Regions from separate parts of the Homo sapiens genome. Here all the other regions are linked to region 2. A link is a contact called in ENCODE Hi-C or POLR2A ChIA-PET data. All regions are on one chromosome and are shown on one strand. The core of a region is the stretch at or near the end of the contact, and the rest is flanking DNA. Distances in the headings are between cores, read along the strand shown. Region 1 overlaps ABCC1 (ATP binding cassette subfamily C member 1 (ABCC1 blood group)). Region 2 has its middle 19 kb from the start of MIR6506. Region 3 overlaps ABCC1 (ATP binding cassette subfamily C member 1 (ABCC1 blood group)).

Region 1 (4,341 bases), core at 1,350-3,849, 410 kb after region 2:
GTACCACCACGCCCAGCTAAGTTTTTTTTTTTTTTTTTTTTTTTTTGAGATGCAGTCTCACTCTTTTGTCCAGGCTGGAGTGCAGTGGCCTGATCTCGGCTCACCACAACCTCCACCTCCTGGGTTCAAGCGATTCTCCTGTCTCAGTCTCCTGAGTAGCTGGGACTACAGGCGCACGCCACCATGCCCGGCTAATTTTTGTACATTTAGTAGAGAGAGGGTTTCACTATGTTGGCCAGGCTGGTCTCGAACTCCTGACCTCATGATCCGCCCGCCTCAGCCTCCCAAAGTGCTGGGATTACAGGCGTGAACCCCTCCACCCGGCCAGCTAAGTTTTTAAATTTTTTTGTAGAGATACAGTCTCACTGTGTTGCCCAAGCTGATCTGAAATTCCTGGCCTCAAACTATCCTCCTGCCTCTGCCTCTTCAAGTGCTGGGAAATATAGGCATGAGCCACTGCACCCAGCTGGTTGTGAGTTATTGAGATGGTTGAATTGGGAGTGGATGCTCAGGCCTCAGTGGAACTTGTGGTACACAGTATGTCCTCATTACCTCCCATCAGTGGCAGTTGAGATTCATAATCACTTTTTCTGCCTGTTGTCTGCCCCATCCTCTCTGTGGCCTTCCCTCCTGTCCTGGAGTTGGCTGGCTGGGTCCCTGGCAGGGCTGCATGCGTTATCCCTGCAGGCCTGCTTGCCTTATCCCTGCAGGCCCTGGTGGAGCATCTGTGCAGAACCTGTGCCATCCAGATGGGAGCAGTAAGGGTGTAGGGCAAAGTTAGTGAGCTGCCCGGTGCACGAGGACTTCCATGATAATCAGGGCTGAACCAGGAAGGCAGGTCAAGGCCAGGGTCATGTACAGAAAGGAGGTCAGCACCAGGATCTTGTATGGGAAGACTTAGATCAATGCCTAGTGCCTTAGTCATCATCATTCAGCCCAGAAAACATGACGCTATGCAACAGGAATTTTATGAACACACAAAGGTCAGGGGCCACTCGGACTTGGACGGGGTCCCCAACTCTTTGAGTGTCAGGGCTGAGGGCATGGAGACACAACTTGATCAAGCTGGTGAAGTGTCCAGCAAGGAGAAGCCTCTGTTGGAGGGAGCCGGGAGCTGGGGAGGACATGCGCTTTCTCTTTTTTTTTTTTTTTTGAGACGGAGTCTCGCTCTATCGCCCAGGCTGGAGTGCAGTGGTGCAATCTCGGCTCACTGCAACCTCTGCCTCCTGGGTTCAAGCGATTCTCCTGTCTCAGCCTCTCACGTAGCCGGGACTCAGGCCTGTGCCACCACGCCTGGTGAATTTTTTTGTATTTTTAGTAGAGACGGGGTTTCACCATGTTAGCCAGGATGGTCTTGATCTCCTGACCTCGTGATCCACCTGCCTTGGCCTCTGAAAGTGCTAGGATTATAGGCGTGAGCCACCGCGCCCAGCCGACTTGCGCTTTCTCTGTAAAGATTTCTGTGGGCCAGGTTCCCCAAAGGGCAGGCCCTGGGCCAGTGCAGTGACCGGTGACCGTGTTCAGGACTCATCTCTTGTGGCTGAATTGTGTGTCTGGAGAGTTGGGTCCTTCTGATTCTGCTCAGAGCGTGGTGGGCCTGGCTGGATTTCCCTAGATTAGGAAGCAGCCTCGGGTAGCTGTGATTCTTTGAGTTGGGAACAGCAAGTGGCCTGCAGACTGCCAGGGAATCGTCCCTTCCTTGAGCCTTTAGGTATTGCCCATTATTCACCGTTTTTCCCAGAAGCCTCCAGTAGTGAGAGTCGCACTTCTTACCTCCTGGAGTTGTTAAAGTAAAGAAGGACACATTAGGGTCCCTGCCGGTAAGGAACATCCAGGAGGCCTCGATACCTTTTTTTTTTTTTTTTTTTTTTCCCTGAGACAGAGTCTCGCTCTGTCACCCAGGCTGGAGGACAATGACCTGATCTCTGCTCACTGCAACCTCCACCTCCTGGGTTTAAGCGATTCTTGTGCCTCAGCTGCCCGACTAGCTGGGATTACAGGCATTTGCCACCATGGCTGGCTAATGTATTTTTTTTTTCTTTTTCAGTAGAGATGGGGTTTCACTATGTTGGCCAGGCTGGTCTTGAACTCCTGGCCTCAAGTGATCTGCCCTCCTCAGCCTCCCAAAGTGCTGGGATTTCAGGTGTGACCCACTGCGCCCAGTCCCGATACTTTGTTTCTTTGAGACAGTCTCTTACTCTGTCACCCAGGCTGGAGTGCCTGGGTGGGACGATCAAAGCTCACTGCAGCCTCAAGCCCCTAGGCTCAAAAGATCCTCCCACTTCAGCCTTCTGAGTAGGTGGGACTACAGGCCTGCACTACCACGCCTGGATAATTTTTAAATTTTTTTGGTGAAGACAGGGTCTTACTTTGTTGCCCAGGCTTTTCTTGAACTCCTGAGCTCAAGCAATCCTCCCGCCTCAGCCTCCCAAAGTGCTGGGTTTACAGGCGTGAGCCACTGTGCCCGGTCCTCAGATGATCTTAGCTTTGTGACCTATGCTGTTGGCCGCTGTAGGGGCTGTGATGGAGGTGATGTGGGGGTGGATGGCAGGGGTGACCCGTGTTGGCTGCTTTCTGTAACAGTCATAGTTCATGGTCAGAGTCAGATTTCCTCTCGTCATGCCTTCCTTCCCTTCCTTCTGCTCCCTCCCACAGCCGCCCTTTGGGTCTGGGCTGGCCATCTGGCTCTGAGCAGGAAGCTAGCCTGTGCTCTTCAATTTGCTTTCTGCAGGGGAAACACCTTCCTTTGCTCAGCGTTTCCTGACCTCTCCTTCCCTGGAGTTCCGGTGTCCTTAAATGCTCTCTGGTTTCTTCTGTAGCTTACTTTCTTGCTTGAAAGGACAACTTTTCTTTGTCCTTTAGACTTCTTATCTCTGGGCAATACAGTGGTGGTGGCAGTGGTGATTATTATCAACTATTAGTATCTGCTACTACGGTTTATTGTCTCTAGACTGTATCAGCACCTGTCACACATTGTCCCATTGAATCCTCTCCAGAACTCTTCCAAATGATGTGTTTTCCTGACTTTTAAAAAAATTAAAAAAAAATTTTTATATTTTTTTGAGACGGAGTCTCGCTCTGTCTCCCAGGCTGGAGTGCAGTGCTGCGATCTCGGCTCACTGCAAGCTCTGCCTTCTGGGTTCATGCCATTCTCCTGCCTCAACCTCCTGAGTAGCTGGGACTACAGGTGCCCGCCACCACACCTGGCTAATTTGTTTTTTAATATTTTTAGTAGAGACAGGGTTTCACCGTGTTAGCCAGGATGGTCTCCATCTCCTAACCTCATGATTCTCCCACCTTGGCCTCCCGAAGTGCTGGGTTTACAGGCGTGAGCCACTGTGCCCAGCCAAAAAAATTTTTTTAAAGAAATGGGGTCTCGCTGGGTGCGATGGCTCACGCCTGTAGTCCCAGCACTTTGGGAGGCTGAGGTGGGCGGATCACCTGAGGTTGGGAGTTCCAGGACAGCCTGACCAACATGGAGAAACCCCATCTCTACTAAAAATACGAGATTAGCCAGGCGTGGTGGCAGGCGCCTATAGTCCCAGCTACTCGGGAAGCTGAGGCAGGAGACTCGTTTGAACCCGGGAGGCAGAGATTGCGGTGAGCTGAAATCTCTCCATTGCACTCCAGCCTGGGCAACAAGAGTGAAACTCCGTCTCAAAAGAAAAAAAAAATAGAAAAAGAAAAATAAAAGAAATGGGGTCTCACTGTGTTGCCCAGGCTGGTCTAGAATTCCTGGGCTCCAGCTGTCCTCCCATTTCGGTCTCCCAAATTGCTGGGATTAAATGTGTGAGCCTCTGTGCCCGGCCTCTTTCTCTCTCTCTCTCTCTCTCTCTCTCTCTCTCTCTCTCTCCTCTCTCTCTCTCTCTCTCTCTCTGTCTCTTTCTTTCTTTCTTTCTTTCTTTCTTTCTTTCTTTCAGCCTGAGTCTCGCTTTGTCGCCAGGCTGGAGTGCAGTGGCACGATCTGGGCTCACTGCAACCTCTGCTTCCCAGGTTCAAGTGATTCTTCTGCCTCAGCCTCCCGAGTAGCTGGGACTACAGGTGCATGCCACCATGCCTGGCTAATTTTTGTATTTTTAGTACAGACGGAGTTTCACCATATTAGCCAGGATGGTCTTGAACTCCTGATCTCATGATCTGCCCGCCTCGGTCTCCCAAAGTGTTGGGATTACAGGCGTGAGCCACCGCTCCTGGCCTTCCTTTTTTTTGAAGCAGGTTCTCACTCTGTTGCCCAGGTTGGAGTGCAATGGTGTGATTATGTCTCACTGCAGTGTCTACCTTCCAAGGCTCAGGTGATCTCCTGCTTCAGCCCACTGAGTAGCTGGGATTATAGGCGAGTTC
Region 2 (4,611 bases), core at 57-2,556:
CAGTCATTGGAGTGAGGGCCACCCGAATGCAGTATGATCTCATTTGGACCCTTTCCTTAATTACTTCTGCAAAAACCCTCTTTCCAACCAAGGTCACATTCTGAGGCTCCACGTAGACATGCATTTGGGGAGGACCCAATTCCACCCACCACAGACCCCTCCCGCTCCAACGTGCAGTGAAAACTCAGGCTGCAAAGGGCCCACCGCCCTCTTTTCCCCATAAAAAATGTGGGTCAAGGCTGGGCACTGTGGATCATGCCTGTAATCCCAGCACTTTGGGAGGCCGAGGTGGGAGGCTCACTTGAGGTCAGGAGCTCATGACCAACTTGGCTAACATGGTGAAACCCCATGTCTACTAAAAATACAAAAATTAGCAAGTGTGGTGGCACATGCTTGTAATCCCAGCTACTCGGGAGGCTAAGGCAGGAGAATCGGTTGAAACCAGGAGGCGGAGGTTGCAAAGAGCCGAGATCGCACCATTGCACTCCAGCCTGGGCAACAGAGTGAGACTCCATCTCGGAAAAAAAAAAGGGGGGGCTTGGGGGGTCCGGGCGTGGTGGCTCAAGCCTGTAATCCCAGCACTTTGGGAGGCCGAGGCGGGCGGATCACGAGTTCAGGAGATCGAGACCATCCTGGCTAACACGGTGAAACCCCATCTCTACTACAAATACAAAAAATTAGCCGGGCGTGGTGGTGGACGCCTGTAGTCCCAGCTACTCAGGAGGCTGAGGCAGGAAAATGGCGTGAACCCGGGAGGCGGAGCTTGCAGTGAGCAGAGCTTGCGGTGAGCAGAGATTGTGCCACTGCACTCCAGCCTGGGCGACAGAGCGAGACTCCATCTCAAAAAAAAAGGGGAGAGGGGAGTGGGGGGGTCAGCGAGGTCTGACCTCAGGCCAGTTATACAGCAGTCACTCACAGATCCAACGAACCAGAGGAGATCAAACCCTCATCAAAATCCTGCCTCTGGTACTTCCGCTAAGCTCTGGGTACACCTACTGTATGTTCCTGTAATTCCTACTGATTTTTTTAAAAAAAGAAAACATTAAAAAATCCAATTTATTTAAGCTGTCACAGACGCTTCCAGATTACCAGGGCCACCTTCCAAGCTGGGAAACCTTGCAGACTGTGGGGTCCTGCACACCTAGACTTGCTCCTTTTAGAAGCCATGGAGGAGGTTGATAATGGGAATAACATTTATTGTAGCTTATCTCTATGCCTTGAGCAATGTGCTCACACTGGCTGGTTCCCTCCTCACATCAGCCTGATGAGTCAGATCCTGTTATTACTTCTCACTTTACAGATGAGGAAGTAGCAGTAAATCCATTACCCTTTTCAAGCGGAGGTTGCAAGAGGTTGCAAGCGGAGGCAGAATAAACACTTGAAACAGTGAGTCAGATCCTGTTATCACTTCTCACTTTACAGATGAGGAAGTGGCAGTAAATCCACTGCCCACGGTCCCAGGGGTTGTTAGTGACAGAGTCATCATTCATCTCCCTCCCTCCCCACCACTGTAGCCCCAATTGTTCTTTCTCTTCCCATCGGAGGGATTTAAACAGGTCTCTCCCATTTAAAAGCAAACAGGGCTGGACACGGTGGCTCACGCCTGTAATCCCAGCACTTTGGGAGGCCGAGGCGGGCAAATCACGAGATCAGGAGATTGAGACCATCCTGGCTAACATGGTGAAAACCCATCTGTACTAAAAATACAAAAAAATTACCTGGGCATGGTGGTGGGCGCCTGTGGTCCCAGCTACTTGGGAGGCTGAGGCAGGAGAATCGCTTGAACCTGGGAGGCAGAGGTTGCAGTGAGCCGAGATTGCGCCACTGCACTCCAGTCTGGAGACACAGCAAGACTTTGTCTCAAAACACACACACACACACACACACACACACACACACAACACAACACAACAACAACAACAACAAAAAAAGTGTCCTCTTCCTTTTAGAGAATTTAAAAAACAGGGTGAAACCCCATGTCTACTAAAAATACAAAAATTAGCAAGTGTGGTGGCACATGCTTGTAATCCCAGCTACCCGGAAGGCTAAGGCAGGAGAATCGGTTGAAACCAGGAGGCGGAGGTTGCAAAGAGCCGAGATCGCACCATTGCACTCCAGCCTGGGCAACAGAGTGAGACTCCATCTCGGAAAAAAAAAGTGGGGGCTTGGGGGTTCCGGGCATGGTTGACTGTGTGACTATATTATATCTATACATAATATATAGATATATATCTATATATAATATATAGATATCTATATATTATATATAGATATATATCTCTATTATATATAATAGATATATCTATTTATATATAGATATTATAGAGACATCTATATCTATATCTATATATAATATCTATATTATATTACGCCTGTAATCCCCGCACTTTGGGAGGCCGAGGCAAGTGAACCACTTGAGGCCAGGAGTTTGAGACGAGCCAGAGCAACATGGCAAAACCCCGTCTCAAAAAAAATTAGCCAGGTGTGGTGGCAGCATCTGTAATCCCAGCTGTTCGGAGGCTGAGGCATGAGAATCGCTTGAACCCGGTAGGAGGTTGCAGTGAGCCGAGATCGTGCCACTGCACCCCAGTCTGGGCGATAGAGTGAGACTCTGTCTCAAAAAAAAAAAAAATGTATTTCCTGATTCTTGCCACACCTGCCCTTGATGCATCAGACTCTGGCTGCTGAAATACCAAGGGCGGCGACCCTGCAGCCCCAGTGTGGATTTGTCTGCACTTGCTGATACCAGAAACTGCAGTGGGGGCAGGTGGGTGGTAGGAGCGGGGGTTCCCTCATGCCCAGGCCCTGCACCTGGGAAGCCTTTGGAGGCCATCACATGAGCTGCCTGAGGCGGATGGAAGAGACGGTGCCAAGCAGGCCCAATATGTTCCCTGCTGGCCCTGGTACTGCTCCCCTGCGGATGCTCCTGGTTGGTTCACCACCTCGTGCGGAGTGAGGAGCTGAGCAGCCCAGCCACTGAGCAGGATTTCCCTCTAAGAACGGCCCCTTCCACCCTGCAATGCCTTCTTCCTCTGCACCTCAGCTCCCCCACTTCCAAGGCGTTCCTTCCCGGAACGTGTGTATTCTTCTCTTCATCTTGCTAAGGAAAGTTCTGGCTCTTGGTGCTCTGGCTTGGCACCTTCTAAGCTCTCTAGCCCTTTTCCCCCCGCCCCCCCCCCCCCCAAAAAAAAGCGTTCTCAGCCAGGCGTGGTGGCTCATGCCTGTAATTCCAGCACTTTGGGAGGCTGAGCCCAGAGGATCACTTGAGCTCAGGAGTTCAAAACTAGCCTGGCCAACATGGTGAAACCTCATCTCTACTAAAAATACAAAAATTTGCCAGTGTGATGGTGCACATATGTAATCCCAGCTACTCGGGAGGCTGAGACAGGACAATCGCTTGAACCTGGGAGGTGGAGGTTGCAGTGAGCTGAGATTATGCCACTGCACTCCAGCCTGGGTGACAGAGTGAGACTGTCTCAAAAAACCAAAAAACAAAACAAAAAACCACTCAGGCTTAGCCATTTCTCTGGGGTCTTCATTTCCTTATGAAGACTCTCGCAAAACTGGTATGAAGTAAAATTTGTTTGCTTTTTTCCTATTAATGTCTTTGTCAGTTTAAGGCCCAGCCAGGGACACTAGGAGAATTGAGGAAGTTTTGCCGCCCACCGCCCCCCCCCCCAGCAATGGGGACAGCAGGTGGGTGGAGGCCGCTGAGGGCTTCTGCGCCATGACTCACCCTCTGCCCATGGAAGCAGCTAGAAAGTGAAGGTGAATCCCAAAGCGCAACGCTCCTTCTGGCAAAGGGAACAGAGAGGGAACAGATCTTCTTCAATCAGCGCAGCCCCCTCTGCTACGGACAGGTCTGCTCTCCCCCAGACAGCTGTCTTCTAGGCCCCCACCTCTGAATCACCTTCCTAGGTGGGAAACAAACAAAGATAAATGCAAAGCCACCGTTCCAGCCCCAGTCCACACCTAACAAGACCTCCTGACGCCGCTCAAAAGGGGCACGATGGCTACTCAACTTTTTCTGCACAAATTTGCCATCGTGAAATGTTTGGAAAGGTCTTTAGCAGCTTTTAACATTGCTGAACTTGAAAAAAATGTCATCAAGAAGCAATTTACTCAAGTCTCTTCTGGGTCCTTTTAAATTCTTGCCAGAGGGTGCTGGTGGCAGGGGTGACGGGGTAATGGCGGTCTCAGGGGATGGGAGGGCTTCACAACTGTATCTGTGGAATAACTCTTTTCCAAATTGGCTTATTCAAAAAGCATGCTTAGCAGTGACCAAAAACGAGACAGCGGGCACGCTGGATTTCTTTCACAAGAAGAGAGAGCCTAGGAATTAATAGAGTTTTCTAACTGGAAGGTTTTTGTGGTTACTGTATTTTCCCACATGTAATTATAAGCTGGAACAAAGGCTGGAAAACTTGGAGGATCCTGACGACGAAGGGCCCACCATCCAGCCACCTGCTTCGGCGTGTGCTGAGTTTAAAAGGCCTCTAAGATGTAGACGGATTTACTCTCCACCTCACAATTCTATTTCCAGAAGGGGAGAGAAGTTGAGGAGACCCAAAATGAAAGATGGCAGAACTGTATTGGTTTGTAATTCCTCCC
Region 3 (4,208 bases), core at 287-2,786, 370 kb after region 2:
ACAAGAAATTTGTGTGGTGTTTGACTGATTGATGGATGGAGTCTTGTTCTGTCGCCCTAGCTGATTGTACCACTGCACTGCAGTCTCGACCTCCCAGGCCAAGTGACCCTCCCAACTCACCCTCCCAAGTAGCTGGGACTACAGGCATGCACCAGCACACCCGGCTAATTTTTGTATTTTTTTTTGTAGAGATGGGGTTTCACTATGTTGCCCAGTTTGGTCTTGAACTCTTGAGCTCAAGCAGTCTCCCAGAGTGCTGGGATTACAGGTGTGAGCCACCACGCCCAGCCTCGTGTGGTCTTTGATACCCCTGGGTTCATTGTATTGTTCTTCCCACACTGCTTTTCATTCATTCATTTATTCAGTCATTATTAATTGAGCAGCTACTATGTGCTGCTGCTGCTCTAGGCACTGAGGATACAACAGTGAACAGGACAGACCAGGCCCATGTTCTCATGGGGTTTACACTGAGGGTGACGGAAATGATTTCAGATGCTGGCAAGTGCTGCAAAGACTTGAACCGGGAAAAACTGGGTGAGGTGCAAACTACTACGGAGGGATGTCCACAGAAGGCCTTTCGGAGGCGGTGAGGTTTGACCCCAGAGCTCAGTGGCAAAGCTGGCCATGCAAGGATGTGGGGGAAGGGAGTCCCAGAGTGGGAAGAGAATGTGCATAGGCCTTGAGGAAGATCATGGTGTGGTTAAAGTATTGAGGAGTTTAACTCAAAGGAACTGCAGAGCCCATCTCATAAAAATCTAGCCTGGAGCATTCGGCAAAATGCATAAAGCACTAACACAATGGCTTGTGGTCCTGGAATTTCCAGGGAAGGCGCTTACCAGCTCAGCAAGGAAGTAGAACAATGCATGGTCCCTGGCAGAAGCAAGAACCTTCTGATCTGTTTATGTTTGAATGAAACGCAGGTTTTTTTTTTTTTTTTTTTTTTTTAAAATAGATGGGGGTCTTGCTATGCTGCTCAGGCTGGTCTCGAACTCCTGGGCTCAAGCAATCCACCCACCTTGGCCCTTCCATGTGCTGGGATTACAGGCATGAGGCACTACGCCCTGCTGAATCTCAGGTCTTAAAAATTCAGTTTATTTTGTTTTATGAGTCTCTTCTCTTTCTCAGAACCTTAACTGAAACGTTTGTGATCAAGACCAACTTGGGTTTCCCCACTCCCCAGTTGCCTTTGATTCTCCGCCAAAGGCTTGTTCGTAAGATGATGAGGTACTTTTTTCCTGTGGTTAAGAGGACTTTCTATAGGTTGCTAGAAAACTCTTGTTTTAAAACAAGATGTTGTTGAATTGATCTGGCTGATTGCAGGAGGAAGATCTTGTACTGCAACTTTGTTGATGATGCTAATACTTTAAGGTGAATATTCTAGAAGAATATAAAGGGAAAAATAAAAGTTTTAGTATGTTCCCACCCTGCCCTTTGTTCCCAGAAGTAGCCGTTATTGATGATGGTTGTTGATGATAGTTTCTTGGGTGTTTTTCGAGAAAAGTTTCAAGTATATGCAAATGTATGTGCAAGAACGTGTTCGTTTGTGTGTATATGTTTACATATTCATTTTTTCCCTCCCTAGTTGGGTATTTTAAATACTGTTTTGTCTCTTGTTCTCTTCACTTAACCAGTGTTGATTTTCTTGCCATTTTAAGCCCATGCAAATTGAAAGTAAAAGCCAATCAAATCAACTTTTTTTTTTTTTTTTTTTTAAACAAGCCACGCATTTGCCTGTTAAATGGCTGAGCCATGTATTCACCCATTCCCCTCTTGGTGTCTATCAAGGTCATTCCCAGTTCCTGGTTTCTTGCTGTGATAAGCAGTGCTGCACTGAAGGCACATGTATGCAAATATATGTAAATGATTCAGCAGAATAAATTTTCCCACAGGAAATTGCTAGGTTGACAGTATGTGCATTTTGAAATTTGATAGTTAATTGTCAGGTTACTGCAGCAGTTTATACTCCCACTAATGGGCCCACCAGCACTTATTAAGCACCTGTTGTTTTCCTGCCATATCAGAAAAATTGAGCAAGCTGGGAAGTGATCAGGCCCATGTTGCTTGGCTGTGTGTGAGAGGGCTTTGCCCAGTTAAGTTAAACCTTACTTTCCAGAGGTCAGGAGATCAAAGCAGAAGTGTGCTTTGGTTTTGTTCAGTTTTTTAAAAGATGTGTTTAAATTTTAAACATCTTTGGACTTATTTTAAAAATTGCTTTTAAATCAATAATTTAACAATGTGTAAAAACATTACTGATAGTCTCACCATGCTAATGTCACTCTGATTTTTACACCTAAACTAATTTAATTGCAGAGTTTTCTGATCACAAGTGACATGTGTTCCATATGACAGAACAAACAATACAAAGATATTTAAATAAAGCCTGAACATGGTACTGATATTAGTTTGTTCATGCTGCTATGAAAAAATACCTGAGACTGCGTAGTTTATAAAGGAAAGAGGTTTAATTGACTCACAGTTCTGCATGGCTGGGGAGGCCTCAGGAAACTTAAAATGATGGTGGAAAGGAAAGCAAACATGTCCTTCTTCACATGGTGGCAGGAGACAGAAGTGCAGAGTAAAGAGGAGAAAAGCCGGTATAAAACCATCAGATCTTCTGAGGACTCACTATCAGGAGAACAGCATGGGGGAACCGCTCCCATGATCTAATCACCTCCAGTGAGGTCCCTCCACCAACACGTGGGGATTACAATTAAGATTACAATTCAAGATGAGATTTGTGCGGGGACACAGAGCCGTGCCATATCATTCTGCCCCTGGCCCCTCCCAAATCTCATCTTTCTCATATTTCAAAACACAATTATGCCTTCCCAACAGTTCCCCAAAGTCTTAACTCATTTCAGCATTAACTCAAAAGTCTATGTCCAAAATCTCATCTGAGACAAAATCTAGTCTCTTTCACCTATCAGCCTGTAAAATCAAAAGAAGTTAGTTAGTTCCTAGATACAATGGGGGTACAGGCATTGGATAAATACACCCGTTTGAAATGGGAGAAATTGGCCAAAACAAAGGGGCTGCAGGCCCCATGCAAGTCTGAAATCCAATAGGCCAGTCATAAAACTTTCAAGTTCCATAGTTATCTCCTTTGACTCCGTGTCTCACATCCAGGTCACACTGTTGCAAGAGGTGGGCTTCCACGGCCTTGGGCAGCTCTGCCCCTGTGGCTTTGCAGGGTATAGCCCCGCTCCTGGCTGCTTTCACAGGTTGGCGTTGAGTGTCTCCGTCTTTTCCAGGCACACGATGTAGCTGCAGGTGGATCTACCATTCTGGGTTCTGGATGGTGGCCCTTTTCTCACAGCTCCATTAGGCAGTACCCCAGTGGGGACTCTGTGTGGGGGCTCTGACCCCATATTTCCCTTCTTTACTGCATTGGTAGAGGTTCTCCATAAAGGCTCCACCCCTGCAGCAAACTTCTGGCTGGACATCCAGGCATTTGCATACATCCTCTGAAATCTAGGTGGAGGTTTCCAAACCTCAGTTCTTTAGTTCTATGTACCCACAGGCTCAATACCACATGGAAGCTGCCGAGGCTTGGGGCTTGCACCCTCTGAAGGCACAGCCTGAGCTGTGTACCTTGGCTCCTCTTAGCCATGACTGGAGTGGCTGGGCACCAAGTCCTAAGGCTGCACACATCAGGGGGGCCCTGGACCCAGCCCAGGAAACCGTTTTTCCCTCCTAGGCCTGTGATGGGAGGGGCTGCTGTGAAGGTTTGTGATATGCCCTGGAGACATTTTCCCCATTGTCTTGGAATTGGGCTCCTTGTTACTTTTGCAAGTTTCTGCAGCCGGCTTGAATTTCTCTTCAGAAAATGGGTTTTTCTTTTTACATTGTCAGACTGCAAATTTCCACACTTTTTTTTTTTTTGAGATGGAGTCTCTCTCTGTTGCCCAGGCTAGAGTGCAATGGCATGATCTCGGCTCATTGCAACCTCTGCCTCCTGGGTTCAAGCAATTCTCCTGCCTCAGCATCCCGAGTAGCTGGGATTACAGGCACCCGCCATCATGCCTGGCTAATGTTTGTATTTTTGTAGAGACAGGATTTCACCATGCTGGCTAGACTGGTCTCGAATTCCTGACCTCAAGTGATCTGCCCACCTTGGCCTCCCAAAGTGCTGGGATTACAGGCGTGAGCCACTGCGCCCGGCCAATTTCCACCCTTTTATGCTCTGCTTCCTCTTGAATGCTTTGCTG

What was found. A loop is a pair of places that touch in the nucleus more often than their neighbours do. ChIA-PET counts read pairs that join two places held with the same protein, here RNA polymerase II (POLR2A). Pooled maps may share reads with other maps.
Region 1: a loop to region 2 is called in a pooled map, with 2.8 times the contacts of the local background. The contact joins two enhancer-like sites. A Hi-C loop is called at or near these places in 2 of 37 single-sample maps with no recorded cell type and 3 of 50 pooled maps. POLR2A ChIA-PET finds 5 or more read pairs at or near these places in 1 of 52 experiments (OCI-LY7).
Region 3: a pooled map shows a loop between it and region 2 (13-fold over the local background). The contact joins two enhancer-like sites. A Hi-C loop is called at or near these places in 10 of 50 pooled maps. POLR2A ChIA-PET finds 5 or more read pairs at or near these places in 2 of 52 experiments (activated B cell and activated CD8-positive, alpha-beta memory T cell).

What each region holds. Positions count from the first base shown.
Region 1 is chr16:15,995,957-16,000,297 of GRCh38, forward strand. All of the region lies in intron 1 of ABCC1 (ATP binding cassette subfamily C member 1 (ABCC1 blood group)), which reads left to right. Among named protein-coding and RNA genes, the nearest start is that of ABCC1, 49 kb to the left of the region's middle. Within about 2 kb of position 2,600, at least 30 of the 41 ENCODE cell types and tissues checked have a DNase peak (open chromatin) inside an H3K27ac peak, as active enhancers do; they include OCI-LY7, where a contact is called at or near this core.
Region 2 is chr16:15,589,730-15,594,340 of GRCh38, forward strand. No RefSeq gene overlaps it. Among named protein-coding and RNA genes, the nearest start is that of MIR6506, 19 kb to the right of the region's middle. RefSeq lists enhancers at 797-1,996, 1,343-1,637. Within about 2 kb of position 1,307, at least 33 of the 41 ENCODE cell types and tissues checked have a DNase peak (open chromatin) inside an H3K27ac peak, as active enhancers do; they include OCI-LY7, where a contact is called at or near this core.
Region 3 is chr16:15,960,080-15,964,287 of GRCh38, forward strand. The region is part of intron 1 of ABCC1 (ATP binding cassette subfamily C member 1 (ABCC1 blood group)); the gene reads left to right. Among named protein-coding and RNA genes, the nearest start is that of ABCC1, 13 kb to the left of the region's middle. Within about 2 kb of position 1,537, at least 7 of the 41 ENCODE cell types and tissues checked have a DNase peak (open chromatin) inside an H3K27ac peak, as active enhancers do.